Regions from separate parts of the Homo sapiens genome. Here region 2 is linked to region 1. The links are chromatin loops, found by intact Hi-C in ENCODE. Cell type or tissue: GM12878. All regions are shown on one strand. Each heading gives the region's core, and the rest is flanking DNA. Links, peaks and the distances in the headings are about the cores only. Region 1 overlaps GRK3 (G protein-coupled receptor kinase 3). Region 2 overlaps GRK3 (G protein-coupled receptor kinase 3).

Evidence for each region. Hi-C counts contacts between places; a loop is a spot of excess contacts. Peaks named below come from ENCODE experiments on the same cell type or tissue, not always from the same donor. Only the 100,000 strongest peaks of a DNase experiment are listed, where the experiment ranks them.
Region 2: it touches region 1 in a loop (3.0-fold over the local background); 7 of 110 quality-filtered maps call a loop at or near these places.

What each region holds. Positions count from the first base shown.
Region 1 is chr22:25,647,277-25,663,547 of GRCh38, forward strand. It overlaps GRK3 (G protein-coupled receptor kinase 3), which reads left to right. Exons shown (of 21, transcript NM_005160.4): 4 at 14,300-14,401. It also overlaps the pseudogene YES1P1. Among named protein-coding and RNA genes, the nearest start is that of MYO18B, 87 kb to the right of the region's middle. In GM12878, for the core only: no CTCF peak of the experiment used is centred there; a DNase peak (open chromatin) is centred at 9,665; H3K27ac peaks cover 1,306 bases.
Region 2 is chr22:25,565,789-25,582,059 of GRCh38, forward strand. All of the region lies in intron 1 of GRK3 (G protein-coupled receptor kinase 3), which reads left to right. Among named protein-coding and RNA genes, the nearest start is that of GRK3-AS1, 8.5 kb to the left of the region's middle. RefSeq lists enhancers at 1-99, 1,382-1,561. In GM12878, for the core only: no CTCF peak of the experiment used is centred there; a DNase peak (open chromatin) is centred at 7,035; H3K4me3 peaks cover 2,716 bases; H3K27ac peaks cover 3,907 bases.

The sequences.
Region 1 (16,271 bases), core at 5,146-13,145:
AGCAAAGAAAACAAAAGTCCAGCCATTAAATACCTGAAAATACTCCAGAGCCTGTCAGTACAAGGGTGAGCCATGGGAGCAGAACCCACTGCAGTGTCACCATGTCCATCATCTTCAGCAAAGGGAACAGCAGTTAATTTCAGCCGTCTTTCCATTCCATTATACCATTTGGAGGATCCTCAGGGGTAACACCTTTTGGAGGTGGGCATCTTCCTCATTCTCAGTGGTGCCAAGTTCATATCCTGCTGGCTTAACACGTGGTGTTACTATATTTGTGGCCTTATATGATTATGAAGCTAGAACTACAGAAGACCTTTCATTTAAGAAGGGTGAAAAATTTCAAATAATTAACAATACAGAAGGAGACTGGTGGGAAGCAAGATCAATCACTACAGGAAAGAATGGTTATATCCTGAGCAGTTATGTAGCGCCTGCAGATTCCATTCAGGCAGAAGAATGGTATTTTGGCAAAATGGGGAGAAAAGATGCTGAAAGATTACTTCTGAATCCTGGAAATTAATGAGGTATTTTCTTAGGAAGAGAGAGTGAAATGGCTGGGTGCAGTGGCTCATGCCTGTAATCCCAGCACTTTGGGAGGCCGAGTTGGGCGGATCACCTGAGGTCAGGAGTTCGAGACTAGCCTGGCCAACATGGTGAAACCCCATCTCTACTAAAAAAAAAAGTACAAAATTAGCTGGACGTGGTGGTGAGTGCCTGTAATCCCAGCTACTCAGGAGGCTGAGGCAGCAGAATCACTTGAACCTGGGAGGCGGAGGTTGCAGTGAGCTGAGATCGCGCCACTGCACTCCAGCCTCGGCGACAAGAGCAAAAACTCCGTCTAAAAAACAAATAAGCAAACAGAACAAAACAAAACAAAAACGAGAGAGCGAAACTACTAAAGGTGCTTATTCCCTCTCTATTCGTGATTGGGATGAGGTAAGGGGTGACAATGTGAAACACCACAAAATTAGGAAACTTGACAATGGTAGATACTATATCACAACCAGAGAACAACTTGATACTCTGCAGAAATTGGCAAAACACTACACAGAACATGCTGATGGTTTATGCCACAAGTTAACAACTGTGTGTCCAACTGTGAAACCTCAGATTCAAGGTCTAGCAAAAGATGCTTGGGAAATCCCTTGATAATCTTTGCGACTAGAGGTTAAACTAGGACAAGGATGTTTTGGCAAAGTGTGGATGGGAATATGGAATGGAACCACAAAAGTAGCAATCAAAACACTAAAACCAGGTACAATGATGCCAGAAGCTTTTCTTCAAGAAGCTCAGGTAATGAAAAAAATAAGACATGGTAAACTTGTTCCACTATATGCTGTTGTTTCTGAAGAGCCAATTTACATTGTCACTGAATTGATGTCAAAAGGAAGCTTATTCAATTTCCTTAAGGAAGGAGATGGAAAGTATTTGAAGCTTCCACAAATGGTTGATATGCCTGCTCAGATTGCTGATGGTATGGCATATATTAAAAGAATGAACTATATTCACCGAGATCTCTGGGCTGCTAATATTCTTGTAGGAGAAAATCTTCTGTGCAAAATAGCAGATTTTGGTTTAGCAAGGTTAATTGAAGACAATGAATACACATCAAGACAAGGTGCAGAATTTCCAATCAAATGGACAGCTCCTGAAGTTGCACTGTATGGTGGGTTTACAATAAAGTCTGGTGTCTGCTCATTTGGAATTCTACAGACAGAACTGGTAACAAAGGGCAGAGTGCCATATCCAGGTATGGTGAACCATGAAATACTGGAACAGGTGGAGCGAGGATACAGGATGCCTTGCCCTCAGGGCTGTCCAGAATCCCTCCATGAATTGATGAATCTGTGTTGGAAGAAGGACCCTGATGAAAGACCAACATTTGAATATGTTCAGTCCTTCTTGGGAGACTACTTCACTGCTACAGAGCCATAGTACCAGCCAGGAGAAAACTTCTAATTCAAGTAGCCTATTTTATATGCTCACATCTGCCAAAATGTGAAGAACCTGTATAGAATTTCTACAGGGATCAAAAGAAGAAAATCTTCTTTACTCTGCACATTTTTAATGGTAAACTGGAGTCCCAGATATGGTTCCACAAAACCACTTTTTTTTACCCCAAGTATTAAACTTTAAAGTACGATGATGAATTTTCCAACCGATTTCAGGGTCCAAAGAAAATAGAGCTAAGATACTGATGACAGTGTGAGTGATAGCATGGTAATGAAGGACAGTGAGGCTACTGCTTATAAATCATTTTCTTTCTTTTCTTCCCCAAAGTCAGAATTGCTCAAAGAAAATTATTTATTGTTATAGATAAAACTTGAGTGATAAAAAGCTATACCATAATAAAATCTAAAATTAAAGAATATCATGGGACCAAATAATTCCATTCCAGTTTTTTAAACTTTCTTATATTTATTATTCTCAAAAGTTTTTTCTGAGTTAAATAGTCAATAGGCAATCTTAATATATGCCTCCTTTTGCATGGACATGGGCCAGGTTTTTCAAAAGGAATATAAACAGGATCTCAAACTTGATTAAATGTTAGACCACAGACGTGGAATTTGAAAGTATAATGCAGTACGTTAACATTCATATTAATGGAACTGAAAAGTAGAATAAGAAATTTTTCACTTCAGTCCTTTTCTGAAGAGTTTGACTTAGAATAATGAAGGTAACTGGAAAGTGACTTAATCTTGTATGAGGTTGCATTGATTTTTTTTTTTTTTTGAGACAGAGTCTTACCCTGTTGCCCAGGCTAGAGTGCATTGGCGCCATCCTGGTTCACTGCAACCTCTGCCTCACTGGTTCAAGTGATTCTCCTGCCTCAGCCTCCTGAGTAGCTGGGATTACAGGTAGCACCCTGTAATCCCAGTGCCACCCTGTAATCCCAGTGCCCTGAGTAGCACCCGCCACCACACCTGGCTAATTTTTTATATCTTTAGTAGAGACGGGGTTTCACCATGTTGTCCAGTCTGGTTTCGAACTCCTGACCTCGTGATCCGCCTGCCTTGGCCTCCCAAAGGCATGAGCCATCATGCCCGGCAATTTTTTAAGGCAATATATAATTGAAACTGTACTATCCAATCCAAGGGGAAATCTTTTAATCTTTAGATAACATGCGGAGTAAGACCCAGCATTTAAAGAGCACTTTTAAAAAAATAGACTTGGTACTGTGAGATATTGCTAATATGTCCTTATGGTGATGGGTGCCACAAATAGAAAATAGAACCAGATCAGGGACTTGAATGCACTTTTGCTCATGTCGAAATAGATGAACAGAGAGAGTAAAATGTATTTCAAAGAAATACGAGAAAAGAAAATGTGAAAGTTTTACAAGAAGAGGGATGGAATGTAATGTTTAATGTTGATGTCATAGAGTGACAAAATGGCATTGTTGGCATTCATAGCTCCTCACTTAGCTATCTTCTGAGACTTTTAAGAGTTATAAGGTATAACTAACTATAAAACTAATTTTTCTTACACACTAAATGGGCATTATTTGTTCAAAATAGTGAAGTTTCGGCTTCACATTCATTCCAGTGGGATACGGCTTTTATGCAAAACATTTTTAGAACTCCAGTTTTCAAATCATGTTTGAATCTATATTCACTTTTAAAGTCTACTTAATGGTGGTCATTTTTTCCCCTTTAGAATATATTAAATAGTTGATTTGGGGAGGAAAACTTATTCTGAATATTAACAGTGGTGAAAAGGAATGTGGAAGTTAACCTTTACCAAAAGAGGAAGTTGGCAAAAACAGCCTTCTAGCACACTGTTTAAAATGAATAATGGCAGCCTAAACTTAACAGTTTTTACCCTGAAGTGCAAAAGTGAAACATACAAAATAAAACTATTTTTAAGAGTAACTAAAAAATTTCAAAATACAAATTTGAATAGCAGCATTAGTGGTATAAGTGTCTAGCAAAGGAAAAATTAAATCTAATAAATAAAATGAAGGTCTAGTGTGTATGTTATAAAATACTCTCTTACAGTCACACCTTAAATTAAACCTTATACTAGGTTCCTCTATTTTCAGGATATAATTCTTAACTATCATTATTTACCTGATTTAATCATTAGATTTGAAATTCTGTGCCATGGCATATACGTTCAAATTCAAACCATTTTAAAATGTGACAGATGGACTTCATGCAAGTTGGCAATGGTTCTCGTACTAAAAACTGTGGTTGTTTTTTCTGTTTACATAACCTGCTTAGTATTGACTCTCTACCAAGAGGGTCTTCCTAAGAAGAGTGACGTCATTATTTCCTCTTGTCAACAACTTGTGACATGAGATTCTTAAAGGGCTTTATGTGAACTATGATATTGTAATTTTTCTAAGTATATTCAAAAGGGTAACAAAATTATGTTATGTACTAAATCTGATCAGGAAAGTAAGCCAGGAAAAGTTGATGGTATTCATTAGGTTTTAACTGAATGGAGCAGTTCCTTATATAATAACAATTGTATAGTAGGGATAAAACACTAACTTAATGTGTATTCATTTTAAATTGTTCTGTATTTTTAAATTGCCAAGAAAAATAAACAACTTTGTACATTTGAAGAGTTTTTCCAACAGCTTTTCGTCTTCAGTGTCTTAATGTGGAAGTTAACCTTTACCAAAAAAGGAAGTTAGCAAAAACAGCCTTCTAGCACACTTTTTAAAATGAATAATGGCAGCCTAAACTTAATATTTTTATAAAGTATTATAATATTGTTTTGTGGATAATTGAAATAAAAAATTCTCATTAAAAAATGAAGTGATATAAGGATATAGTTAGACAAACAAAAACTGAGGGATTTGTCAATAGTGGACCTGCATGACAAGAAATACTAAAGGGAGGTACTTTAGTCAGAAGGAAAATGATCTGGCCAGGCATGGTGGCTCACGCCTGTAATCTCAGCACTTTGGGAGGCCAAGGCAGGCGGATCACGAGGTCAGGAGACCGAGACCATCCTGGCTAACACAGTGAAACTCTGTCTCTACTAAAAATACAAAACAGCCGGGTGTGGTGGCAGGTGCCTGTAGTCCCAGCTACTCAGGAGGCTGAGGCAGGAGAATGGCGTGAACCCGGGAGGCGGAGCTTGCAGGAAAATGATCCAGATGGAGATGCAGGGAGAAATGGAGAGCATGAAGGGTGAATATGTATGTAAAATATAAATGAATGTTGACTGTATAAAACAATAATGTCGTGTTTCTCGAGCTTAAAATAATCTAGAACTAAATTGCATGACAGTAGCACAAAATGCAGGGGAGGTTAATGAAGTTAAAATATTTTAAGTTTCTAGGATTATTGGGGGTTAGTGTAAGTAATAATTTTAGTATAAGTAATAATTTCCATTGGATTGTAATCAGTCAGGGATGTTTATTTTAATTTCTAAGATAATTTATAAAAGAATAGTGTATATAGTCATGCACTGCATAATGATATTAGGCCAACAAAAGACCACGTATATGACAGTGATCCCAGAAGATTTTAATACTATATTTTTACTGTACCTTTTCAGTAAAAGGTACGTATATTCAAAAGGTAAGTATATTCAAATGGTAAGTTTGAATATACTTACCATTGTGTTACAGTTGCCTGCAGTATTCAGTATAGTCACATGCTGCACAGGTTTGAATCCTAGGAGCAATAGGCTACATCATACGGCGTAGGGGTGTAGTAGGTATACGATGTAGGCTCTTGTAAGCATGCTCTGTGATGTTCACACAATTATGAAATTGCCTATTGACACATTTCTTAGAACATATCCCTGTCATTAAGCTCCACATGACTGTATATCTAACAAGTTAAAAGAGGGAAAAATTAAAACAACATTTGCTAATCAACAGAAAGGCAAAAAAAGGAATATAAGTAGGACATAAAATAGGTGGGTCAAATTGCAAACAAAGAGTAAGTAGCTACAAATCTATTTAAGTAATTACATTTCATGTAAAGGATTAAATACTCCAAGTAAAAGATTAGGTTTTTCAGACTGGATAAAGAACCAACCCTCCCCCAATATACTGCTTACAAGAGATATAAACACATGGATGGAAGAGGTGATATAATACGAACACTAACCAAAGCAAAGCCGGCATAACTACACTAGTATCAGGCAAACTATGCAATAATGCTGCTTTTAAATAAAGATATGTTTCTTAATGATAACAGGGCCAATCCAACAAAAAGATATCACAAACTGAAATCTGTAGGTTACAAATAACTTCAAAGAATATAAAGCAAAAATTGGCAGATATAAAATGACAAATCTATAATCCTGTTGGGAGATATTAACACATAACCTTCTAGAGCTTATAGAACAGACAGACAAAAAATTAGTAAGGATATAGAAGATCCTAATAAAATGATGAGTAAATTTGACCTAATTGACATATGTAAAATGCTGCACCTAGCAAAAATAGAATTCACATTCTTTTTTTTTGAGATGGAATCTTGCTCTGTTGCCCAGGCAATGCAGTGACATGATCTCGGCTCACTGCAACCTGTCTCCCGGGTTCAACCAATTCTCCTGCCTCAGCCTCCCAAGTAGCTGGGACTACAGGCACCCGCCACCACGCTCAGCTAATTTTTGTATTTTTAGTAGAGACGGGGTTTCACCATGTTGGCCAGCCTGGTCTCGAACTCCTGACCTCGTAATCGGCCCGCCTCAGCCTCCCAAAGTGCTGGGATTACAGGCGTGAGCCACCGGCGCCCAGCCCACATTCTTTAACGTACACATGGAGCATCAAAATAGATCATGTGCTGAGTCCTAAAGGAAGCTTCTACAAATTTCATGATTGAAATTGCTTAGAGCATGTTCTCTGACAATAGAATTAAGCTCAAATTTAATAACAGAGTTAAACTAAAGAATCCTTAACTGCCTGAAAATGAATATACTTCTAAACAATTTATAAGTCAAAGAGGAAAGTAAAATAGAAATTAGAAACTATTTTTAATGAAAATATATTTAAGAAATGATATATACCATTATTATTAGTGTGATATATCTTTATCCTAAAACATTAAATGGTCAAAAGAAAGCATAGCATGACTGGACCTGCCTGATATTAGTCATCATTGTAAAAATTTGAAAATTGGAGGAATATTCTTTTCTTTCTCATTTATATATGAAAATATACATAAAAATATACATACACATGAAAACTTAGAAAATTATGTTAATGTATTTTTAGGAAGAAGGGTCAAATTATGATGTACGTTTACCATAATGTAAAAACGTAAGCTAAATCCAAAAGGATTTTACTCAGTGACCTTATTATTTCAGTCTGAATCATAATCAGGCATTTTACCTGGATACGTATCCCAGCTTGATCTGTCATAAAAAATTTCTTTCTTGTGTTTCTAAAAACTTCAACTCTCCAGTTTCAGCATTTACTAAGTCACCTTGTCAAACACAGAGAAATCTCCTTTAGCAGATAATTTTTGCTGGGTTGAAACAGATGGGCAATCTACTTGTGGTTATTTCCTAAGTACTTATTGCAGATATGGTGGTGATTGCTGCTCATGCATTTCCATTTGAACTTGAAGCATTGGTGTTTCTCTTAGCTGGCATCCTCCCCAGCTCTTCTCACCTCTCTTCTGGCTTGGCACATGGTGGGTCTGGCTCATCAGATGATCCCCTTGGAGGATGCTGCAAAACTCCTCAGCAACCTGCTCTGTATTCTTTGGCTGAAGATATCCTCCACTCTTGGGGCTCAAGTGCATTTCTCTAAGTCAATGCAGCCTTTACACTTTGAAGTTATTAGTAATTCTTCTCTGACCCCTCATTTTTGTCAGTTTAGTAATTTTTCTTTAATTTCTGCTTGTTGATTTGTGACCCCAATCTCTAGAAAACTCTTGTCAGGTATCTTGAAATGTACATTTTGTACATTGTATTTCCACTTTCCTGTGTCCCCAAACAGTTACCCATTTCCCATGTTAAAGTTCTAACTGCGTATCCTGGCATTCAAAGTATCTTTACATTACTTATTACCTACCTCTCCCTGTTAGTTTTCACTACCTTCTTACATAGAATGTCTACGTTGGCCAAACCTGACTAACCAGCATTCCCCAAATCCAAGCCCATTCTTTTTGTTACTTTACTGTGTCCTTTCCCCAGCCTAGAATGCTGCTGCTTCGCTTGTTGAAAGCCTAGCTTTCTCTAAGGTCTAGCTCAATATGGAAAATTTCTACATTTTCTAGCAAGTCTGTTTGTGCAGCTATTTCCGTCTTCTGTGATGGCTGACTCCTCTGATTCTTACACTGTTTGTTGTCTAATGCTCATGTCATGCCTACCATGTGCCTGCTGCTTGTGTGTGTGTGGTCAGCATTTTCATCTGGACCATTATTTGACTCATCAGCAGAAGACCTAGCTAGGATCTAGGTGCAACGGTGCCTCTTACTTGCTGTGGGATATGGGGCAAGTCATTCAGCAAACCCTGAAGTATCTACCTTATGTCAGACCCTGAGCTTACAAATGCAGACACTGTCCCTGTACTTGAGGCTGTCATAGTATGAGGGCTTCATATCTGAACTTCAGTTACCTCATCTATAAAGTGAGGCTAGTGATCGTCTTCTGCTTACTTCACAGGCTAACTGTGAGTTTCAAATAGGACACCAGATGAACAATTGCTTTCTAAACCATAGTGTCTATAATATGCTGTTCCGTTACGTGCAGCATAGTGGTTGAAAGTTCTAGTGCTGAACTCTGACTGCCTGGATTTCAACTCTACTGCTTACTAGTTGTGTAAACTTGGGAAAGCTTTTCTCTACCTGGGTTTCCTTAGCTAAGAACTGGAATGATTATAGTACCTGTCTTGTAGGGTGGTTGTGTGTATACACAACACACATAGAACAGTGATGCCCCACAGCTACTGCTCTGTGTGTTGATTTATATACTTCTTATTCCAGTTAGATTTTGAGGCAGCTTATAGAAATATGTACATTATGCCTAGATTTAAAAATAAATAATGGGAAAGAGAAAATAAATATTATTCCAAGGTAAAGTTACTATATAGATTTTTTCACTGATTCAACCAATATTTATTTATTATTTTTTAAATTTTGAGACAGGGTCTCACTCTGTCACCCAGGCTGGGGTGCAGTGGTGCAATCATGGCTCCCTCTAGTCTTGAACTCCTGGGCTCAAGTGATCCTCCTGCCTCAGCCTCCTGAGTAGCTTAGATAACAGGGTGTACCACCACACCCAGATACTTTTTTTTTAATTTTAAAAATTTTTGTAGAGATGAGGTCTCACTGTGTTGCCCAGGCTGGTCTTGAATTTCTGGCCTTAAGTGATCCTCCCCCCATAGCCTCCCAAAGTGCTGGGATTATAGGCATGAGCTACTACTACTCCTGGCATAACCAATATTTATTAAACACCAACATTATGCCAGACACTGTTCAGATGAACAGATACAAAGAACTTATCTCTTTGAGCTTGTATTCTGGTTGAGAGAAACAGACAAGAAACAAATAATAAACAGGAAATGTACCTGGAAGTAAAAACTGCTATGTAATGACTCAAAACCTACTCAAAACTCAGCATGTTGTATTGTGACTTGGTGACCACTTTAGATTGATGGGTCAAAGACTGTCTGAGGAGATGACATCTAAACCCAGGTTTGAATGTTAAAGAGGCTGGTCTTTTGAAGATGGAAGCTTGGTGAGGGGGAGAGCATTTTAGGCTAAAGTTGTGGCCAAGACAGAGCCCCTAACATGGTAGGAAAGAACTGGGCATGTTTGGGGAACTGAAACAGGACTAGTGTGGTCTGGTTGTACTGCATGAAGAGAGGGGCAGGTAGTGTGAGATAAGATCAGGTTGAAGAGAGAGGCAGAGTGTTTGGGGCCAGAGTAACACATTTACATTTTATTCTAATGCCCGTGGAAAAATTAAAACAGAGGAGTATTAGGTGTCATGTTTTATAAGTATCAGTTAGGTCAAGGTAGTTGATATGATACCTTCTACATCTCTTTTGATTTTATATCTAGTTGTTCTATCAATTGCTGAGAAAAGGGTGTTAAAATTTTCAACTATGATTGTAGAATGTCTGTTTCTTCTTTTATTTTGTCCATTTTCTCCATAATTTTTGAAGCTCTGCTATTGAGTACAGAAACATTTTTGATTGTTGTGTCTTTCCATATGAAATGTGTCTATCTCTGGTAATATTCTTTGTCTTGAAATTGACTTCACTGGATATTAATACAGATGTAGACACTTCAGTCTTATGCTTACTATTTTCATGAGGTATCTTTTCCCATCGTTCTACTATCAATTTGTTTTTATATATAAAGTGTGTTTCTTTTAGACAGATATAAAAGTGTCTTGATTATTTTTTTCCCTCATTCTGACAGCCTCTGCTTTTTAGTGAAGTAATTTTAGATATTGTATTTATCCTTTGTGGAGTTTGCTGAGTTTCTTGAATCTGTAAATTTATATATATATTTTTTACCAAATCTGGGAAAATTAGGGGCCATTACTTCTTAAAGGATTATTTTTCTACCTCAATCTTTCTTTCCTCTCCTTTTAAGACTGATTATATATATATTTGATATTTGGATATTATCTGTCCTATATATCCTGGATGCCCTGTCTGAGTTTTCCCCCAATATTTTTTCTTTCTTTTCTTTAGATTGGATACTTCCTGTGGATTTGTCTTCAAATTTATTGGCATTTTCTTTTGGCATCTCTAATCTGCCATTCCATTGAATGTTTTTTTCAGATACTCTATTTTTTACTTCTGACATTTTTATCTGGTTCTTTTCATAGTTATTTTCTGCTGCTATTTCCTATCTTTTTATTCGTTACATGAATATTTTCTGTTAACATCCTTTCTGTTATGTCCAGTTATAATAGCTGCTTTAAAATCCTTGTCTGATAATTCTAACATTTGGGCTATCTTGGATTGGTTTTCATTGATGGTTTGTCCTCTTGCATATGGGTCACATTTTCTGTTTCTTCATCTGTAGAATAATTTTAGCTTGTATCTTGAACATGTGATTGATACATTGTGGATACTCTAAACTCTGTTATGCTCCTCCAAGGTGTATGGATTTTTTCATCTGTTCGTTGAAGAATACAGTTAACTTGGCTTACTCAAACTCTGAGCCCTGTCCTCTCTGCAGTGGTGGAAGATGAATCTTGTTCAGTTCTTTAAGGCTCAGCTAGGCTGCTTAGGGTCTGTCATGCTCATGTGTCATTATGGGGCCCACCAGGGATTTTGACTGGATTTATACATAGAATTTTGGAGCTTTCCTTCTGTGGCTCTTTATTTTCTTACAGTTTCTGTTGGATGCCCTTTTCCATTCTCTGTGTTCCTTTGGTCACTCTTCAGTGCTTATTGTCTATGTGTCCAGAATTTTAGTTGTTATCTCAGGAGGATTGTTCTGTTAGGAATTAATTGGTTCTGACCAGAAGCAGAGCCTGAGTTTGTGTTATATTTTGAATATAAAGCAAACGTGATTTGCTGATGAATTGGATGTAGGGGGTGGTGGTGGCAGGGGCGTGGCGAAAGAGTGGAATCACTATGATTATTCATTTTTTGGCTTAAGCAACTGGGAGGATGATTTTACTCATTTTTTTGATAAAGAAGACTGGGAGAGGAGCCCGTTTGGCTGGAGTACAGAGGATGTGGAAGTTAAGGGTTTCATTTAGATGTGTTAAATTTGAGATGCTTTCTAGATATTCAACTGAAAATGTCAAATAGATAGTTAGATATTTAGAATCTGGAGCTCAGGAGTCCTAGAGATCCAGACTTAGTCATCAGAATATAATTGATATTTGAAACTGTGGGACTACATAGCTTTACCTAGGGAGAACTTAGCTGGTGAAGAAGGGGTGCCCCCAGCACCATGCTCTGAGGCAGTTCAGGATTTGGAAGTCAAGCAGAGGAGAGGAACTACCAAAGGAGACCAAGAAAGAGAAGCCTGGAGAGGATAGGTCACAGAAGTCAGAGAAGAATATTTCAAAGAAGGCATCAGTGGACAACTGATTTGAATGCTGCTGAGAAGTCAATAAGGTGAAGGACAAAAGAGAGAGCCTTGGATTGGGCCAGACAGAGATGACTTCACTAGACCATCTCACTACAATGGTGGTGGAACAAAGGGTGGGCGCAGAAGCAGAGACTATGACACCTGTGGACCAAAAGTGCTTGCTCTTAGGGCTCAGGTTATTTAGGCTTCCAGTTCACCTGGGAGCTGTGTAACCACCAAAGCAGAAAGGGACTACAGGTCTGTGAATATTTATTATTGATGATAGTGTTTCTATCCTGCAGTAGGGAAGACTTTTCACCTTGAACTCAGACCTTTCCCTGCCCAGGTTACCTGGACAACCAAACTTCCGGGGTCAGAGATGGCATTTGCTATGTATATGCTGCAATAGGATGTTTGTTTAGAGCTATTGGTAGTCGACTGCATGGTCTTTAATCAGTGGTCTTACTGATTATAGAAAGTGAATACCAAATTACAGCCACAGATGCTTTAGGCTCTTATTTTGCATACCAAGAGTTACCTTTTCTGTTGTCAAGTTGGAGCTTAGAAGGCACAAGGCTCTTAGTCAAGACAGTGTTGTGGTTCAGAGCATGATTTACCCAGAAATGATGGGATTTGACTGTTCATGGGAAGGAGCTTCCACAGAATGAGCATTTGTTTAACCAGGTGTCAATTTGCTTTGCAGGTTTCTTGGAACATAGACTTAAATTTCATTACACTTGTTTTCAAGGATCATCATTCCATGAAGTCTTATTATCCCTTGAGGCTGTTCTTATGTAGAGGCAGAAACTTTTGCCTTTGGTTTAGTGATAGTCTACCATTTTATCCTAGCATTCTGGCATTAACCTTTGGATTTGCCTAAAGCAAAATACAACAAAAGGAATCAGCCAAGCCAAAAATCTTTGATTTATTTTCCGACTCTCCTTCGGATTTTGGTATCTGGCTTCTGTTACTTTGCAGCTACCATATTCACATCTGGTATGGTGCTTGGACATGTTAGACTTGTTCTCCTGAATTGACTTAGAATGGTTAAGCCCTGGTCTTTTGGCTATGTTGACATTACTGGACTGATTCTTCATAAAGATTTTCCTGTTGGATAGAGTATCAGCCTTCCCCAGTCTGCCTGCCTTTATGTCAGGTTTTATTGTCTTCTTCAAGAAGACTCCATGTGAATTTCAGCCATCACAGTGTAACACTGATGATCTTTCAGGACAATTAAGATGTTCCTGGGAATTTCTCAGCGTGTGAACCTGCTAGCCCTCATATGACTCATGGGACCTCAGTGTTTCACGTACCCTTTTTCCCTCACCTGCATGACTGTGCCCTTATCTTTATTAGGAGTCTAATAAATAGGATTTGCTGGTTTTGATTTCAAAGCTGTGAAAGCCGTACTATAAGGTAAAAGGTAACCTTTATTTCTATTTAGTTTGTGAAAGGAAGTCATATGTACTAATCAGTCATTATAGTGAAGATCTTTGTGACAGTTTCCCTCCGAGCTTCATATTTCATGTATGTTTTCATTCTCTTCTTGTCTTTTGGATTAAAAGTATTTCTGTAAATAAATTGGGAACAATTCTGAGGTCCAGGACCTTCTGTTATCAGGTTAGAGCATTGGGAGCCATTTCCACATAAGGCAAATATTTCTAAAGCACAGTTTCATTATTTAGTCATTTTTAACACCAACCAGGTTACCTTTGCTGAATACAGCAAAATACACGATTTGAAGTCACCAGTCACCTGTCTGTTAATACTTTTATAGTGCAGCTGAGGTTCCAACCTGAAAAGCCAATGCTTTCATCTGTGGGTTAATTCCTTTCTATAATACTTATTTGCTTTAGTTGATTTTTGAAAAATCTCTTTGCAGGAATTCTGGCAGTATATTTTTTTCCTCCTTGTAGTTTTGGAACACTGCAGTTGAGTGAGAACATTCCCTATCCTAACTCCTAGAACTGAATTACAGCCAAATTGAAATGATTTGTGCTTTGAAGAGGAGAATTGGCAAGGATGCATGGTCTATGGCTCGTGTATTGTAAGATAATTGTAACCATGGCAGTGTGTGTTTCCTAATATTATGTTTCTACATTTAAGTGATGAGAGTCATCATAGGGAAAAAATCCACTTGTATGTTTCTAGTTGAATTTAAATTATTCCAACTTCATTATTACAACATTAGAAGTAGCTGTTTCCTGTGGAATAGCCGGTTCAGTAATTTGCTTTATCTCATGTGCAAGTGGTTTCTGCCTGGGCCAGTAATATATTTTAATAAGGCAAGTTTCCAGGAAGATACAACCTAACAATGATAACTTTAAAAAACCTAGATAAAGGAATATGAAAAACTTGATAATGAGGAAGACCGCCTTTGCAGAAGTCGACAAATTTATGATGCCTACATCATGAAGGAACTTCTTTCCTGTTCACATGTAAGTATTTCTTCTTACTCTGTTACTTTAGTACTGATGAATAAGGGACCATGTTCAGCGTTTCCAGAATGAAAGTTAAACAGTAGAAAGGTGTTTAAAATTGAAAAATGCACGCCCGGGATGGATCCTATTTCTTCTGCTTTGTTGTTTCCTGGTAATATTACCACGATGTGTGTTGCTTCGTGTAAGCTTAGTTTATTTCCAAAAGCTGATACTTTCACTGCAAACATCAATGAAATAAAATTGCTAATTTAGATCAACTGAAGAAAAAGTCTCAATTCAAGACATTCTAAAGGAAATTAAGCTTTATTATTTTAAAATGAGCTATACTTTAACAATTAAGCTAATCAGCTATTGATAAATATAAATTTTAAATGGTCTCTTTGAATGAATAAAGTGGCTTATAATCATTGTGTTAATTTTGTCCATTAATAGTTCAATAGCAGTTGTAATATTTTTTTTTCCTTGTAAATCAGATAAACAATCTAACTTGGTCATTAGGATAAACTAGGTTATTAGGAAATTATTCTATCAGGAGTAACTGGAAGAACATTTACCATGTAATATCTCTATATTAGGAATGTTTTCCAAAAGGTGGCCTGACAGTCCTGGCCTGCTGTATCAACGCAGCAGCCACTAGCTGCATGTGGCAATTTACATTTAACTTTAAATTAACTAAAGTCAAATGGGAGTAAAAATTTAATACCTCAGTTCCTCATGAGCCACATTTCCAGTACTCAGTGGTTACATGGGGCTAGTGGCTTTTGTATTGGATGGCACAGATACACAACCCTCCCATTGTCACAGCAAGTCCTATTGGACAGCACTGGTCATGGTATTGGTGTATTTTGGTGCTTCTGTATTCATTGTTTATGTACAGTTCTTGCTGACATTTGCATAACTGTGGCTAAAGAGGACGTCTCTTTCTTGCGGCATGCACTGCTCTGTTCCTTGGACCCACCTGGCTTGATGAAGGAATTTCTGGGCCTAGGACTAATTGTTGCTACTCCATGCCTTGCTGCCTCAGTAGGGAAGGACTGAACCCTTGAAGAATGCCAGATGTTCAATGGGAAAGCCTCCGTAAACTTAGTTTTTATGTAGTTCAGCAGTTTAGAGGGTGTTTATTCGTATGATGGTACTTTTAAGCCTTTCTTCTTATTGTACATTATTAAAGAAGACACAATTTGAAGTTTGGAGAGGGGAGGATACCATTTTAATTTTTATCAGTGGGAGCTCCATTTTTTTCCCCCTAGTTCCCCTCGCTGTGGTTACAGTAAGACTTTCCTTAACTAGAGCCTTTTACCACTATGGCTTGACTTTGTAATCCTGACATTAATTCTTAGGGGTATTTTTGTGTATTTTCTCTTATTTGATGGAAATTTTATCTTTTTACAACCCCATTATCAGTTTGTTGATGAATGTATGCATTTAGGGCCCAAACAATCCTCCCATCTCAGCCTCCAGAGTAGTTAGGACTACAGGCGCACACCACCATGCCTGGCTCATTTTTATTTTTATTTTTATCTTTATGGAAATGAGGTTCCACTGTGTTGCCCAGGCTGATCGCGAACTTCTGGGCTCAAGTGATCCTCCTGCCTCAACCTCCCAAAGTGCTGGGATTACAGGCATGAACCAGTGCACTTGACCTGATAATAGGATTCTTTACACTTTATTATCAGAGTGATCTTGAACCCTTCTGGAATTGCATAATGTCAGCCCCTGCATGGTCATTCTTCTGGGCATGTATCTAAGAACTGGATGCCCAGAGGAACAAGCATTTGCTGCGATTGCCTATAAATACTCAACAGATTTTTAAAGAATGTTTGTTAATATAATTACCGTAGGTTACTGTTTAGTAATTGCTGTGTTA
Region 2 (16,271 bases), core at 3,713-11,712, 83 kb before region 1:
TCTTTTTGGTGCCAAGTGTGTCACCTGAGCTGCTTTCCTCAACTTGTAGATCTACTGGTGGCACTTTATTAAAAAATTGAAACAGGAGTCACTTAAAAAGACACTTGAATGGGTGATTCCAGACAGGAATTTGTTGTTAAATTATCAAAGGAGGGCCCGATTGAATTGGCGAGGGGCTCGGTGAGGTGCATACCAAGTTGCAATTTTCTCTCAAATGATTTATTATTAAGGTACTAGTAAAATTTTTTCTAGTTCATATCATTAGCACTTCCCCAGAAAAAATAGTTTGTCTGGTTAATAGTGAGTTTTAAATAACGTATCAAGGCTTCAGTGATGGATTTTTTTTTCTCTAGCTCCTTTCCTAATTAACACCATCATGAGTTGTACAGCTAATGTGATTCCTTGATGCTAAATAGCTCTTGGAATTGATGCTCAAAAGAGGCATCTTGTTTATGGTGAATTTGAAACCATGCAATTCTGTAAAATATTGGAATCTAAACCAAAGTTATTGTCCATTTGAAATCATCAGTCCTTCAAGCGTTAGGCGCCCAAGATTGCTTAAATGTTACCTAATGCTAAGTGATCATCATCTGATTTTTTTTACAAGTCATCCATGAGCCCTATGATACAGAAAATACCAGTCCCCTTGTTATTTGTTGTGAAAAGCTAAATTGTGCAAATGAAGACATGCTTGCTAGGTATTTTGAGCTTGCTTTTCCTCCTTAGCCCATGCCTCTTGTTGGTTTTGCAGGATGTGCTACTCTTTGATAGACAATGCCAAGTAGTGAAAATGAGGGAAAAGTGCAAACCTTTCTGCAATGTCGTGAGTTTAACACCCCTATTCCAGAGTGTAGCATATCTGAAGCTAATTGAAAAAAATCAATGCTGCTTAAAATTTCCGGCAAATGGGAAACTTACTTAGAGAACAAGAACGCCTACATCAAACCTAAATTTCACCAAAAAAACTGTACATTTCTAATGTGGTAGAAAAAGGCTTAATTCCTCTTTTGTCTTGCCTTTCCTAGTGTCCCTCCACCACCCAAAGGCAGGGAGTCCTAAATATGTAGTATTTCTATATACAAAATTGATAAATCTCAACTCATGGGCAGTTTTTTTTTTGGGGGGGGCTAGTATATAATATTAATAAAGTTAGGAACTTCTGTTCAGTTTTTTTTTTCTTGGTGTTTGGAACTTAATGTGACTTCTGCTTTTTTAGTGTCCCTCTTAAGAACGTACTTATGCACTTAGGGTGTTCACTTCCTTGTATGAATGCCTTTGTTTTTCAGTGGTATTCTTTGGTAATGCTTTCTTTTAAGGCAGAGTAAGTGACAGCCAGCATTATTTCTCATGACATTTGAAAATTGAGAAATACCAACCAGAGAGTAATTTTAGGAAACAGCCCTTCAGTAATTGTTACTCTGTTGCTCTTTTTAAAATAGACTCTCGAATTGGGCCATTGGAACCTCCTCCTGAGATTCTAATTTGTTTTCTACTTATCTTAGTGGCTTTGGCTTTAGTTTTGTAATGTAGCTATTTACATAGTAACAGTCACTCCTTGTGCTGTGTTAGGATTCTGTTACATTGAGATTATCAGGTATAACATCTTGCAAAATTCTCTCTACCACTGGATGGCAGTTAGTGGCCTACCTATTTGATTTGGAGGTTGGGGGTTGGGGAATTTCTAGATCCTGTAAAAAAGTTAATTGCATGTTAAAATGCCCCAGCCTAATGACTTAAATAGCTGGTATGACTTCACACTATTGGTAAAAGGGATACGGGTCAAATGTTTTCTGATAAGTTTCTATTTCAGCTTCATTATAGAGGAAGCCATGTGATCACCAGTTTTTGGTATTCTTGAAAGAGATGTTCAGATTTGTATTTTTGGTATCTGAATGAGAAGCATACATTTTAATTTGCCTTTGGTCTATCACTAGTGATTTTTTTATTTCCAGCAAATTATTTGCAGTCACTATTCTTTGTGCTTCCTTATTTTAGTTACTTTGCCTTTCCCACAGTTTTAAACAGAAGAGCATCAGAACGAAATATCTAGCTAATTTAAATGAAACACTGGGTTTGCAGCTTCCTGCCTATTACAGGAGAGTCTCAGAAAATGGAACATTCTGCCCAGGGGAGATTTTGCTTCCCTGAGATGGCAAGAGGCAAATATTTTGTTATGTTGACACTTTATTCAGTTAACCAACCAATGAGTGCAAATCCTGGAAAAGCTGACTGTTTGTCCAAATGGTATAGCTGCTTTAGTTTACTGAAATGTTGTTGAGCTAATGTAGCTGATAATGGGGCCTACTGGGAGTAGTAAACTGTGACCCACAGCCTCCCTTGCAGGCCCAGTTAAAACAGGAGCATTTAGATGTGCAGGCCAGTTGTTTTACATCATGTTGGAAAAGAAATACTTTTATTTAAGTAAGGTCTAATTCACAAGCAAAGGCCCACAAAGGGTCATCATCTTAAGCCCTGGAGTGATTCAGACGACTTTTACTGTAGGCTGTATTACTCTGTTACTCTTTTTTTTTTAAAAAAAACAGAATGAAATTCAGATGACTTGAAATCACATATAGTTGAAGGCGGTTGAGTAATGTGAACTTCATCTTTCCCCTGGAGTCTTATTTCTATTTACTGGACATTTCAAATGTTGGATCACCTATTGCAAAGCTTGTCCTTTCAAAGTATTCATACAATATGATAGGAAGGTCTGAAACAACATTTTAAAGATTCTTTATAATTTTCTAGGAGCACTGACAGTCCTTAAAGGACATTTATGATACCGTTTATGACATTAATTCAGTACATAGTTGTAGAGCCATTTCTATGAGCCAGGCACGGGGTACTATGACAAACCCAGCCACAGCCCCTTCCTTCATGGAGCTTATAGACTAGTGTGAAATACAAAGATTTGAGCCAAGAAGGATGTTTGCTTTGAAGTGTATTTGCTTGAAGATTTTATTTAACCACAAACAAATAGCGTTTGGATGACTTTTATTACTCTATATGCATAGAATATAGAATAATAAAGAATGAATATAGAATATAGCATAATGCATAGAACACATGATGTTTGGTGTTTTACAATAATTTGTTAGTGATTACCTTTGAAGAACTATCTAAACATAGTCTCCATGGTGATATGGTAGTTTGCATCTTTCTGTTTGTGTAGCCACCACATGTAATTGATCTTTAAAAATGTCCCAGTTTTCTTCTTTAGTGGACATGGAGTTTATTCGGTAATTGTTTAACTCCAATCAGTAAGTGATTGGTGGATAACTTGAAATACTCCTCTCCGTTTAGGCTGTAGAGTTTTCTGTGTCTTCACTGTCCTGTGCTCATAGCCTAATTTTGAACTGAAAAGTCCACGTTGAAAGCACAAATAGCCTTTAGAAAGAAAGTATTCCTTATTATTGATAGGAGTGTTTCTATGTGTAAGAAACAGTAGTGTTCTTGCTTCTTTTTCATTAAGGTACAAATTCAAAATGTAATTTGTTCTGACCTTTCAGTTATTATCTCATTCTTGGTCCAAGTTAACTTGTGCCAGTGACTTGAAGATGCAAGGAGTGCGTGTAGATGTCAATTCTTAGAAATGGATGTTCCGGTGAAATCAGTTTTGGACCTAGAATCTGCCAAAGCTGAGCATCATGAAATGCTTCGAATCGAGAGCCTCATAGATCTCTCTGAGGTACAGGCAGTCCCAGCTTTTACACGCAATGGATTCTTAGAGACAGCCTCTTACAGTGTTTTCCCCAGTACACCGGACTTTGCCAAACATCTGTTTGGACAAGGGTGGAAACTATCCGACGAAGGTGTCAAGGCTTGAGGAAGGGAAGCACAGGTCTTTTTCAGTCAGTGGCTGGCCAGCAAAGCAGTGAAATGCAAAGTAGTATTAAATAGCTAGCAGGACGCCTGGCCTCCCTAGGGTCCCTGGAGCCCTGGCAAGGGAAAGAGAAGTTTAACGTCCATGATGTAATAATGTAATAACTGCCTTTAATTGAGAGCTCATCCTCTGTCAGGCAGTTGGCATAATTAGTTCATTTGTCCCCACAGTAGTTCTACCAGGTGAGTTGCATTAGCTCCGTTTAACAGAAGGAGCAGACACTCAGGGAAGGTAAGGAGCTCAGCCCAGGTGACACCTGACAGTGGGAGAGGCAGGAGGGACGCCCAGGTTTCGCCCAGCTCGGGGTCTTTCCCCGCCCAGGCAGGGTCTTGCTGGGCTGCCCCACCAAAAACGAATACCAAACTCCCTCGCGTCTTATTTTGCAAGGAATGGATGAAACTGCGATACTTTTTTATTTGGGGGAAAAAATCCTTTTTCGTACTCTCCCGATCAGCTACGAGTCCTCAGAGACTGATAGAGAATTCCTCTGGGACCTGCGAAAACGGTAATTATGAGTAAGTGAATAAGCAGCTTGTTCCTTATTTCCCATGAGCTTGAAGGTGAAATGCCTATTCTGTTTAACACAAGTCATGCAATCTTGCTGGTGTTAATGAGAAATTGTGTAATACACCATCTCACCCCCCAAGGCCTCAAAACAGGATTTCTACTGTCTTTTTATTTAGAAAAGGGGCCACCTAAGCTGCCCTGTCTCCTTTTTATTTAAAAAAGGGGCAGCCTGAGCTGTCCCCTCCCTTGAAATTTTCATTTCTGGGAAAAGAGTAAAAGGGAAAAACAATATTTTTGGCTTTATTTGCAATAAAAATCACTTTCTCATTCACATAATCTTCCTTTGTTAGTACAGTCACATATCTGCGGACCACTGTAGGTGAAAATGTAGGCTGTCTGCATGGCTATCATTGTCTCTTCTTATTCTCTGGACATTGGCAATGGGGAAATGGAAATGATTAATTTGGCAACTTTTACTCTATTATTGCAAAATCATTTGTATGGTAAGTAATTTGCATGCAAATGGGACTGGATATCCCGGCCCCCCTCTGCTTCTCCTGTGTCTTACTTTTTTAATCTTCCCTTCCTATTTTTATCATTGATTAGAAGTTACAACCCCTGGGCCCTTTTTGATTGCTCTATGAGCCTAAAATGCAGAATAAGTAATAATGTGGCTCTTCATATCCTGTAAATGTTTCTTCTAATTTTGGAAGCCTTCTTTTGGGTCCTCTGCTTCCACTGGAGCATACACATATTTGAATACTTTCTATGTAGGACACTATATAGAGAGCCCATGGCGAATGCAGTGAAAATATTTTTGCGACATATTTTGTAAAATATTTTGTGATAGGTAGTTGGTAAAGGTCAGCTTGATCCAGCCTTGGACCTATACTGTTGTTTGCCACCATTTCCTTCTCCTGCAGTTTCAGGAGCAGAAAAAGATGCTAATGTGAAAATAGCCAGCCCAGACCTCCATCCTTAGTGCACCAGAAAGCCACTGTCATTGCTGGGCCCCTCGTTTTCCTGTGCCATCCCTACTACCTACCAAACTGTCATAGAAGAGAAGGTTCTAAATCAGAAGCCAGACATTAAGGATCTGATTCCACTGGCAGCTTGCTATGGGACCTCTGGAAGTCACTTAAATTTGCTGTATTTAGTTTCTCCATCAGTAAAATACATTATCTATTTCTTTCTGATTGTATAATGTCCCAATAAAAATCTGCCTTGTGAGCATTTTCTGTCTATGCAATACATTTGTAAATAATAGGAAACATTAAAAATTACCCATATTGAATTTCAGACACGGATAACTCAAACAAAAAGATGAGAAGGAATATTAAAAGAAATGATTAAAAACACTTATACTATAGGGTTATTGTTGTTGAGATTATGTGTAGTATAAGATACAAGTACACCTTTAAAAAAGTACAACATAATAGCGAATATTAAGGCAGTCTTGCAAGTGCTGTGGTGCCATGTGCTCTGAGGGAGGAGGGAGTGGGTTTGGGAGGCAGGACTTCTGAAAAGCTGGATGATTGGCTGGAACAGAGAAGAGCAATTGTTGAGCCTTAGACTCATAAGTAGGTTGATTGCCCAGATTTCTCAGTTTTCCTCCTCTAGCTGCTTATTGTGGTACTGTGTGTCTAGAACCTTCTACACATGATACCTTACTCACACTTTTTTTTTTAAAATTATACTTTAAGTTCTAGGGTACATGTGCACAACATGCAGGTTTGTTGTATGTATGTATACATGTGCCATGTTGGTGTGCTGCACCCATTAACTTGTCATTTACATTAGATATTTCTCCCAATGCTATCCCTACCCCTTCCCCCCGCCCCATGATAGACCCTGGTGTATGATGTTCCCCACCCTGTGTCCAAGTGTTCTCATTGTTCAATTCCCACCTATGAGTGAGAACATGTGGTGTTTGGTTTTCTGTTCCTGTGTTAGTTTGCTCAGAATGATGGTTTCCAGCTTCATCTATGTCCCTACAAAGGACATAAACTCATCCTTTTTTATGGCTGCATAGTATTCCATGGTGTATATGTGCCAGATTTTCTTAATCCATTCTATCATTGGTGGACATTTGGGTTGGTTCCAAGTCTTTGCTATTGTAAATAGTGCCGCAATAAACATACGTGTGCATGTGTCTTTATAGCAGCATGATTTATAATGCTTTGGATATATATCCAGTAATGGGATGGCTGGGTCAAATGGTATTTCTAGTTCTAGATCTTTGAGGAATCGCCACAGTCTTCCACAATGGTTGAACTAGTTTACAGTCCCACCAACAGTGTAAAAGTGTTCTTATTTCTCCACATCCTCTCCAACACCTGTTGTTTCCTTTTTAATGATCGCCCTTCTAACTGGCGTGAGATGGTATCTCATCGCACTCACACTTTCTTGCTTGCTTGCTTTCCTCCCTTTCTTCTTTCCTTTCTGTCTTTCATCTATCCATCTATCCATCCCGTAGGCTCTGGGATGGTGGTATCAGTGCCTAAGAGTTGCAAGCCTGCTACTTAAATAGGTGTAACCAGGCAATTAGCAGAGTTGACTCATTCTTTAGAGGTTTTTGTTTCAGAAAAATGAACCAAAAATCATGATCTGAAAGCAGCTGGCTTCATTGTATTGTGCATAAGGTGATTCATTACAGTCTTTCTTAGACATTAACAGATTGTATATGAATAACATAGGATTGTAGTATCTCATGTTTGAAAAGATGTTGGGGGACATCCAATCTAGTTATGCTTTTTGATGAGTGACTTCCCTCTCTAATATCTAGCCACAGGCATCTTTGATGAGCATCTTTGGAAACTGTTGTACCAGAAAGCTCTCTTGTATTACCTTCTGTGCACTGGTCTCTTATTATCCTTTTGTGGTTGTGAGAAACAAGTTTAGTTCCTCAAATGTGACAGATCATCAAATATTTGAAGGCAGCTCCTCTAGCTCAAGATGCCTTTTATAGGAAGCTGTCCCCAGCTCCTTTACTTATTCCTCATAATGCACACTGCTGTGTGTAATCTATGCTCATTAGTCTGAACATTACTGAGCTGAGTAAGAATATCAAAATTTATGAAGACCAAAAAGAGATCTGTAAAATTATCATAATTAATTTAGTAATGGCAAAGCTAGTAATAAATTCTATTTCAAGTGTGTGATTGAGTCCCTCTGAAGTTCCATTTTAGGATTTGGTTCCTTGAATGATTCAAAATTCATTATACCAGTTTGCTTAGGGGATGAATATTTTCATTAGTCAGAGTTTGGAAGCCAGGTATGGGTTACATGTGTATTATGACAACAGCTGCCATTGCTGACTGCTAAGTAGGTACTAGGCACTGTATAATTCTTAGACAATTATGGACTAAAATATTTCAGGAAGAAAGTGAGCTTTAAATATGCAGAAAAAGGTCATAGGATATTAGGGGGTATGTTTCATATAGTCAAAAACATAAAATGACTGTAATCCCAGCACTTTGGGAGGCTGAGGCAGGTGAATCACCTGAGGTCAGGAGTTCAAGATCAGCCTGACAAACATGGTGAAACCCCGTCTCTACTAAAAATACAAAAATTAGCTGGGCATGGTGGCAGGCACCCACAATCCCGGCTACTCAGGAGGCTGAGGCAGGAGAATTGTTTGAATCCAGGAGGCAGAGGTTGCAGTGAGCTGAGATCGTGCTATTGCACTCCAGTCCGTGTGGCAAGAGCGAAACTCTGTCTCAAACAAAGAAACAAAAAAACCAACCAACCAACCAACCAACCAACCAAACAACAACACCAACAACACCACCACCAACAACAAAAACCCATAAAATCCCATTGGCTGGGGAAGACAGCAAGTTTCTTCAATGTCAGCAATAAAACTTTCTTGAATAATATGCTGTTAGTATTTGTGCATTGTGTCATTAAGTCGGTCCATTGATCTTTATTATCTTGTTTGGATACTAATATGTCTGGTTATATTTTCAGGTGTATTTCTTGTAATTTTTTTTGTATCTTTATTGCCTTTGATAAAAGTTTAAATTAAAAATGAGGCCAGGTGTGGTGGCTCACGCCTGCACTTTGGGAGGACAAAGCAGGAGGATTGCTTGAGCTCAGGAGTTCAAGACCAGCCTGGGCAACATGGTGAAACCCTGTCTCTACCAAAAATACAGAAAATTAGCCAGACATAGTGGTGCGCACCTATGGTCCCAACTCCAGCTACTCAGGAAGCTGAGGTGGGAGGGTTTCTTGAGCCCAGGAGGCAGATGTTGCAGTGAGCTGAAATCATGTCACTGCACTGCAGCCTGACAGAGTGAGGTCTCGTCTCAAAATACAAAGAAACAAATAAAACCAAAAACTAAAAGTTGCATGGAATGGCATTTACACAGCTGTTAAATATTGCAGACTTTCATTTTCCTTTGTGAATGTCTAAGGCCGTGATGGTATTTTGGAAACATCTTTTTTAAAAAATATGAGGTATTTGGTGGTGGTGGCGGGGTCTATTCTCTATTTAAAATGGAACGAATCCTAATGGCTAAGTAAGATCAAGGGACTTTAATACACATCTTTAACCTGGTCCTACCTTTTTCAAGTGAATTTTCTTTGTCTTTTTTTATATTATGACACAGTAACTGGGAAGAGAATCATGCAATAAATATCGTCATCACCAGTAAGTCTAGAATAGCGTGCAAAATTTCTGTGCTATCTTTTTTTGTTCCATTTTGGACCTGCTTCTTTCTGTTTTGTTTCTAGTGGCAGTGGAGAAAAGCTTGTTTTTTATGCAAAACATCCCAATAATATAGAAGAGAAAAATTGCACAATAGCAGTTTCTAAGCAATGAATGAGAGGACACGTATGTTGGTGACTTTGTTGTTTCTCTTCATCCCTCCAATAAATAAAACCGAGAGTTTTGTGGACAGGGATTTATTAGAGTTTCATCATTTAGTTGACTGGCTTATTAAATTCCACATGGAAAACTAGCTTGACTCTCCACATTTCTGTCCTTTAAGTAAGGTGACCTGCTTGATGCTGGATTGATGTTTCAAAATATTTTAAAAATTCAGGCTACTCTATAAGAAAAGCTTATTTGGAAACTCCTTCTTTTGAGATGAGAGTTCTAAGTGAAGCGTTATGGCCTATGGTTATGACTAGCTGGGGTAGCATAGATGATGGTGGAGCAGATAGAAACAGCAGGGCAAGTTTGAAGTGCTCAGTGGTGCTAGCCTTTCACAACCCTCTTTCCCTTACTTTCAGGAAACTTATGCTCTAGAACTAGGGTTTGAATTGGGTCAGTATTGAAATGATCTTAGTGAGAGGCCAACTTGCTGGACTTCTCTTCTAGATCTGTAGTTATAAAGGTTAGCTCATTAAACCCAGTGACAGTAGATGGTCATTTATTTCGTGTTTATTACAGTGGATGGTCATTTATTTAGAGTTTAAGAAAACCCCATGGTAGATAGTCATTTATTTAGAGTTTAAAAAAACCCCACTAAGATTTGTAGATGATGTTTTATAGTTTTATATATATTAACTCTTTTTAGTTTTTACAATTATGCTTGGTAGCAGGTAGAAATTTTAAAAAGAAAAAAATTACTCCAGATACATCCATGTGGAGACATTGAGAGGTATATTTTATCTGTTTGAGGACAGCTGGTTTTCTCCTTAGATACTAGTGTCTTGACTGTGGGGCAGGGAGTGGCTTTCAGCCTTCCAGACTCAGAAACTAGATTTTATTATGTCACTGTACTAAGCATCTGTCTCTTATTGTGAAACTCACATAATCAGCCAAGTCTGCCTGACTAAATTATTCTCTTCCTATAGGCCTCTGGTTCTTATTTTAAGATTAAAGACCCTTTTGAGAATCCTACTAAGTGAGAGCCTCCCCCTCCCAAAAGTGCGCTAACTCACTTACACAGATTTATCTGAAAAGCTACACTATAACTAGAATGTCCAGTTTGCTACATTGCATTAAACACTGGCTCCCACAGGAGCCTACGTGCCCAGCGTCTGTGTGGCTGGAGCTCTCTCTCGTGGGTCCCCCTTGTGGGAAGCAAAACGACCATCAGAAGGTGGTATAGCGAGCACAGACCCACAGTCGGATGAGTCAGATGGTTACTTGGGACCAAGTCACCCCTCCTAGGAGTGGCTTACGCTGGATGTCCAGTACCTGAAATCCCTGACTACAGTGGCTTTGGGACAAGTCATCTTTCCATATTTTCATGTTTCCCATTGTAATTGGTGGGCACACGTCCACTGGATTTGAGACTATAGTTCATGAAACCACTGCCAAAGCTGCCTAGACCAGAAACCTTTGCCATTTCTTGGCCATTTGTGTTATGTATTGATTTAAAGTTTTTATTCTCAGAGAGCAAGCTTTTTTCTTTATTTAGAGATTCTTGGAAATGGCTCTGTAATACTCATCATCTTATTTTAGAAGAAGGAAATTCAGGTTCAGGGAGAAGCTAATTGCTCAAGGTCGCGCTGATAACAAATGGTGCAGCTGAGCTTCAAATCCAGGTTTTCTGATTCCAAATTCAGCGTATTTTCAGAAAAACCTTCAGACTGTCTTTTTCCTGGTGAATCTTATTTTATGAGGAGGGGGCTCATGGATTTGACTAGAGGAGCACTGTCAATTTCAGACGTTAGTGACACAATTTGAAAATGCATTGTATTCATTCAGTAAAGATTATCCACTGCAGGGGTCTGAGGAAGTGCTCCAGTAGCATAATTTCACTGGCCATGTTAACTTAATAATAAATACATTAATAATTTCCTAGAAGAAAAGATGTCATAGATTCCATGTTAACTAATAAGATTGTTATTAATAATGATGGCAGTGTTATAACTTGAGAAACCAACTAAGCTACATGTCATGAGTTCTTAATGTTTTCTTACCCCAAACATCTTTTTGTGATTTTAGGTGCATTCTTAATTAAAATTCATCTCCATGCCTGCCAGTTGGTAAATGAGTATCCTTGACTTGAACACGTTTGTCAGTTACTCTAGATACAATAAAGGATTTTTTTTTTTTTTGAGACAGTCTCGCTCTCTTGCCCAGGCTGGAGTGCAGCGGTGTGATCTCGGCTCACTGTAACCTCCGCCTCCCAGGTTCAACTGATTCTCCTGCCTCAGCCTCCTGAGTAGCTGGGACTACAGATGTGCACCACCATGCCTGGCTAATATTTTTCTACTTTTTGTAGAGACAGGGTTTTGCCACATTGCCCAGGCTGGTCTCGAACTCCTGGCCTCAAGTGATTCAACTGCCTCAGCCTCCCAAAGTGTTGGGATTACAGGCATGAGCCACCGTGCCTGGCCCGTAAAGGATTTTTAATGTTAAACTTGGCACTCATTAGCAGTTCATTCTAAATTGTGATGGAAAATTAATGGAGCGGGTTGCATATCTAACCCCTACCCAGAAAGGTTGTTGAGCTCAGCTTGGGACAGAGTTGTATTTGTCAGGAGCACATTAGTAAATCCACTTATGGCTTTTGCCTTCTTCACCTAGTAATGCACGTGGAGCTTTTCCTCGTCAGCAGTATATAGATCTGTTCAGTGTTTGGAATTGCTGCATGAGATGTCAGAACTCTGATCTACTTGACCCTGTGCTCATAAGCCCAAGAGCAATTGCAGTGAATGTTCTTACATAGGTGCCTTTGGGTCTATGTGTGAGCCTTTCTCTAAGATAGACACCTAGAAATAAGTAAGATATGGGCATAGTCTACTCTACGTAGAGCTGCAAAGAAATTCTAATTTTATTCAGAAGCTTTACTGTTAAGAGTAATATTATTTTTAGTTTGAAATTATTTCATATAAACAATTATTTCATATATATATTTGGGTAAAACAAAAAAGAATAATGTCATTTTTGGTTAGAACCAAGAATTTAAGTGTAAATGAAGAGATACATGAGTACAAGATAAGAGTTAAATAAAAATTCTGTAAGATCAAATTTGAATTGGAAGGTTATTTGAAATTCATGATTTTTTTTTCAAATATGTGTGCTTATCATCCCCAGTCTTTAAAAAAATCGAAGAAACAATTGCATTTCCATCACATAGGCACCTCATACACCTGCGCCTGACTCCAGGTGTGGGTGAGATGAGCCTGGACCCTCTGTTACCTGTTGTATCAGAAAAAAAAGGAGCCATCCAAGAAATGTGGTGGGCACCTTCGCTAACAAACTCTGAGGCCAGAAGAAGGGGTTTCCACTGGCTAAAAGTGAGACACCCTGAACATCAAAAGAATATGACTGATACAAACCCCCTGTGGTGGGCAGAATGATGCCCCCCTGAAATATCCACATCTTAATCCCCAGAACCTATGAACATGTTATGTTATATGACAAGGGGGCGTTAGGGGTGTAGGTGGCATCATAGCAGCTAAGGTGCTGAGTTTAAGATAAAGAGATTATCCTGGATTATCTAGGTGGGCCCTAGTGTTACCGCCAGGGAGGCGGAGAGTTGGTGTCAGAGCGATGCAACATGAGAATGAGTCAACCAACCACTGCTGGCCTTTTGAGGAAGGAGGAAGGGGCCATGGACCGAGGAATGTGGGCAGCCTGTAGAATCTGGAAAAGGCAAGGAAATGGCCTGTCCCTTACAGCCTCCATGTGAGACCGCAGTCCTACTGACACTCTGACCGACCTCAGCCCAGGGAGGCCCATTTCAGACCTCTGACCTGCAGATCTGTAAGAGAGTCAATTTCTGCTTGATTTAAGCCACCAAGTTTGTGGTAATTTATTATGGCTGCAATAACAAACTAATAACAAAGCATGAGTTTGTGGATATCTCATGCTATCCACAAGAGATCCCCAAACAAGACAGAAGAGAACACCTCATTGATCACCACCAGCAGTAGAACCAAGGCACCTACTCTGTCTCTGAATAGTGGCAATTGAAAAGGTAAAGAATTAAGCATTTATCCTGCCTTTCCTGTAAAAACTGCTTCTTAGGGTATTTAGAACCCTAGTTGATGGTTGGGGTGGCAGGACAGGAATTCTTTTTTTTTTTTTCTTTGTGACACGCTCTCGCTCTGTCACCCAGGCTGGAGTACAGTAGTGGTGTGATCACAGCTCACTTCAGGCTCAACCTCCTGGGCTCAACTGATCCTCCCACATAGCTGGGACTAAGGGCACATGCTACCATGCCTGGCTAATTTTTTTTTTTTTGGTAGATATGGGGTTTCGCCATGTTGCCAAGGCTGGTCGAGAATTCTTGGGCTCAATGATCTGTTCACCTCAGCCTCTCAAAAAGTTGGGATTGCAGGCTTGAGCCTCTGTGCCCGACCAATGAATGAGGGGACTTCTTTTTTTATTTTTATTATTTTTTTTTTGAGATGGTGTCTCACTCTGTCCCCCAGGCTGGAGTGTAGTGGCATGATCTCAGCTCACTTCAAGCTCCATCTCCCGGGTTCACGGCATTCTCCTGCCTCAGCCTCCTGAGTAGCTGGGACTACAGGCACCCACCACCACACCCGGCTAATTTTTTGTATTTTTAGTAGAGACGTGGTTTCACCGCGTTAGCCAGGATGGTCTCGATCTCCTGACCTCGTGATCTGCCCGCCTCAGCCTCCCAAAGTGCTGGGATTATAGGAGTGGGCCACCGAGCCTGGCCGAGGGGACTTCTTTACAGAAGAATGGCAGCAAATTAATGTGGAAGGAATGGCGAAATTTTAAAAAAATCCCCATTTTGCAATTCTTAATGAAAATATTGATTTAGGCAAAGATCATCAATGTATGATATCGCTAAATGAAAGATTGATGGGGAATTTCAGATGGAGAGATCAGACTATCACCAACTGAATTTTCTAAGTAAAATTTGCATCACTAGGATGAAATAACTGTGTACCCCCTAATGTGAGGCAATATAAGTACCAAAACCATCTCAAAAGTATTCCTGCCCCCAAATGGTGGACTTGAATATGATCAAGCCTTTTGAGGTAACTTTCAGTTTATAGGAAATATGGAGAGAGAGGAACAGTGAAAGACCTTATAGGGAAGCAACAGACAGAAAGGGCATCCCCCATGATGGCTTCCTCGGCTTCCTCAGGGGGTCACTGCAGATAAAGGTCAGGGGTGGGGACAGTCAGGTACTCTCCCTGTCTGCCTTAAATCCCAGAAGAGATTTAAGAGATGGCGCTATCAGATGAATGTGTGGATCTTGGTTAGATCCAGATTGAAACCCACCAGCTATACAAAAGACACTTGAGTCATGGAAATGTGGTTAGAGACTGGGCATTGGATCTTCAGGAATTATCAATTTGAAGGGGGAGTTGGGAAGTGATAATAGACTGTGTTTATATGAGAAAATTATCCATAATTTTTAGAAATGCAAACTGAAATAGGCTAAAACGACATGTGGTCTGAGATTTGTTATTGATTGATTGATTGATTGGGATGGAGTTTTGCTCTTGTTGCCCAGGCTGGAGTGCAACGGCACAATCTCGGCTCACTGCAACCTCCGCCTCCTGAGTTCAAGCAATTCTCCTGCCTCAGCCTCCCAACTAGCTGGGATTACAGGCGACTGCCACCATGCCCACAGCTAATTTTTTGTATTTAGTAGAGGCGGGGTTTCACCATGTTGGCCTGGATGGTCTTGAACTCCTGACCTCAGGTGATCCTCAGATGAGCCACTGTGCCTGGCTGAGATTTGTTTTAAAATGCTTTAAAAAATAAAGGTGGGATAAGTCGAGTGGAGTGGCTCATGCCTGTAATTCCAGCACTTTGGGTGGCCGAGGCAGGCGGATCAGTTGAACCAGGAGTTCGAGACCAGCTTGGGCAACACACCAAAACCTCATCTCTACAAAAATTAGTTGGGCATGGTGGCACACACCTGTAGTCCTAGCTACTTGGGAGGCTGGGGTGGGAGGATCACTTGAACCCAGGAGAGTGAGGCTGAAGTGAGCTGAGATTGCACTCCTGCACTCTAATTTGAGCAACAGAGTGAGACTCTGTCTCAAAAAAAGAGAAAAGTAAAAGAAAAAAAATGGAGGGTGGGGTAGGGAAAAGTAGCAGATTACAATCTTGGTAACTTCCAATGAGGTGCTGAGTGATGGGTCTAGGTGTTCACTATATTATATCCTTTTGCATGTTTGAAAACTTTTGCAATAATTTTTCAAAACAGTAGAGAAGATGGCTAGGTGTGAATATCACAACTGTGTCCCTGCAGGGCTAATGGAAGCCTCAGTTTTCCCAATGTCATGTGTAATAGCACTGGTGACTTAAGATGTACTATATAATTTCTATGACAGCATCATACACAGATGCAAGATGCAAGTGTACTGCATCTCAAACAACTTAGATTGACGGGAGGATGATGTGTTTTTTGGAAACTGCATTAGATGACTCAAAAAGAGGCTCTGTGACACTGATTACAAAGATGCGGGTAGAGTTTTAAGAGGCTCGTTTGCAACCTAAGAGTCCCGACTAATCCAACCAGAGTGGACAGATTTACAACTTCTTGACCTGAAGGCTTGCTATAGAAGGATGAGAAAAAAAAAATGTAAGAAGGCTATTGAAAGGAGAAAGCACAGTAAGAGATCATACTTTAGAAAACGATGATCTGTTTACTTCCTGAGTGCAAAAGACTTCACTGACTTATTCAGATCATGGGTATCTATTAAATCACGGCTCTGATGTTTAAATTTAGCAGAAAAAAAAAAAAGTAACCCATGCTCTTTAAGATAATCTACCCTCTAAGCATACTATCCATGCCTAATGAAACCTTGCAATGTAAGTCTCTCTTATTAAAATTATGTTAACAGCTTTCTATTTTTAAATTACTTGAATATTAATTTGTGAAAACATTTCAGAATAATCATTTTAAAATAAATAAGTGTTTCATGGCTGGGCGCGGTGGCCTGTAATCCCAGCACTTTGGGAGGCCGAGGCGGGTGGATCACC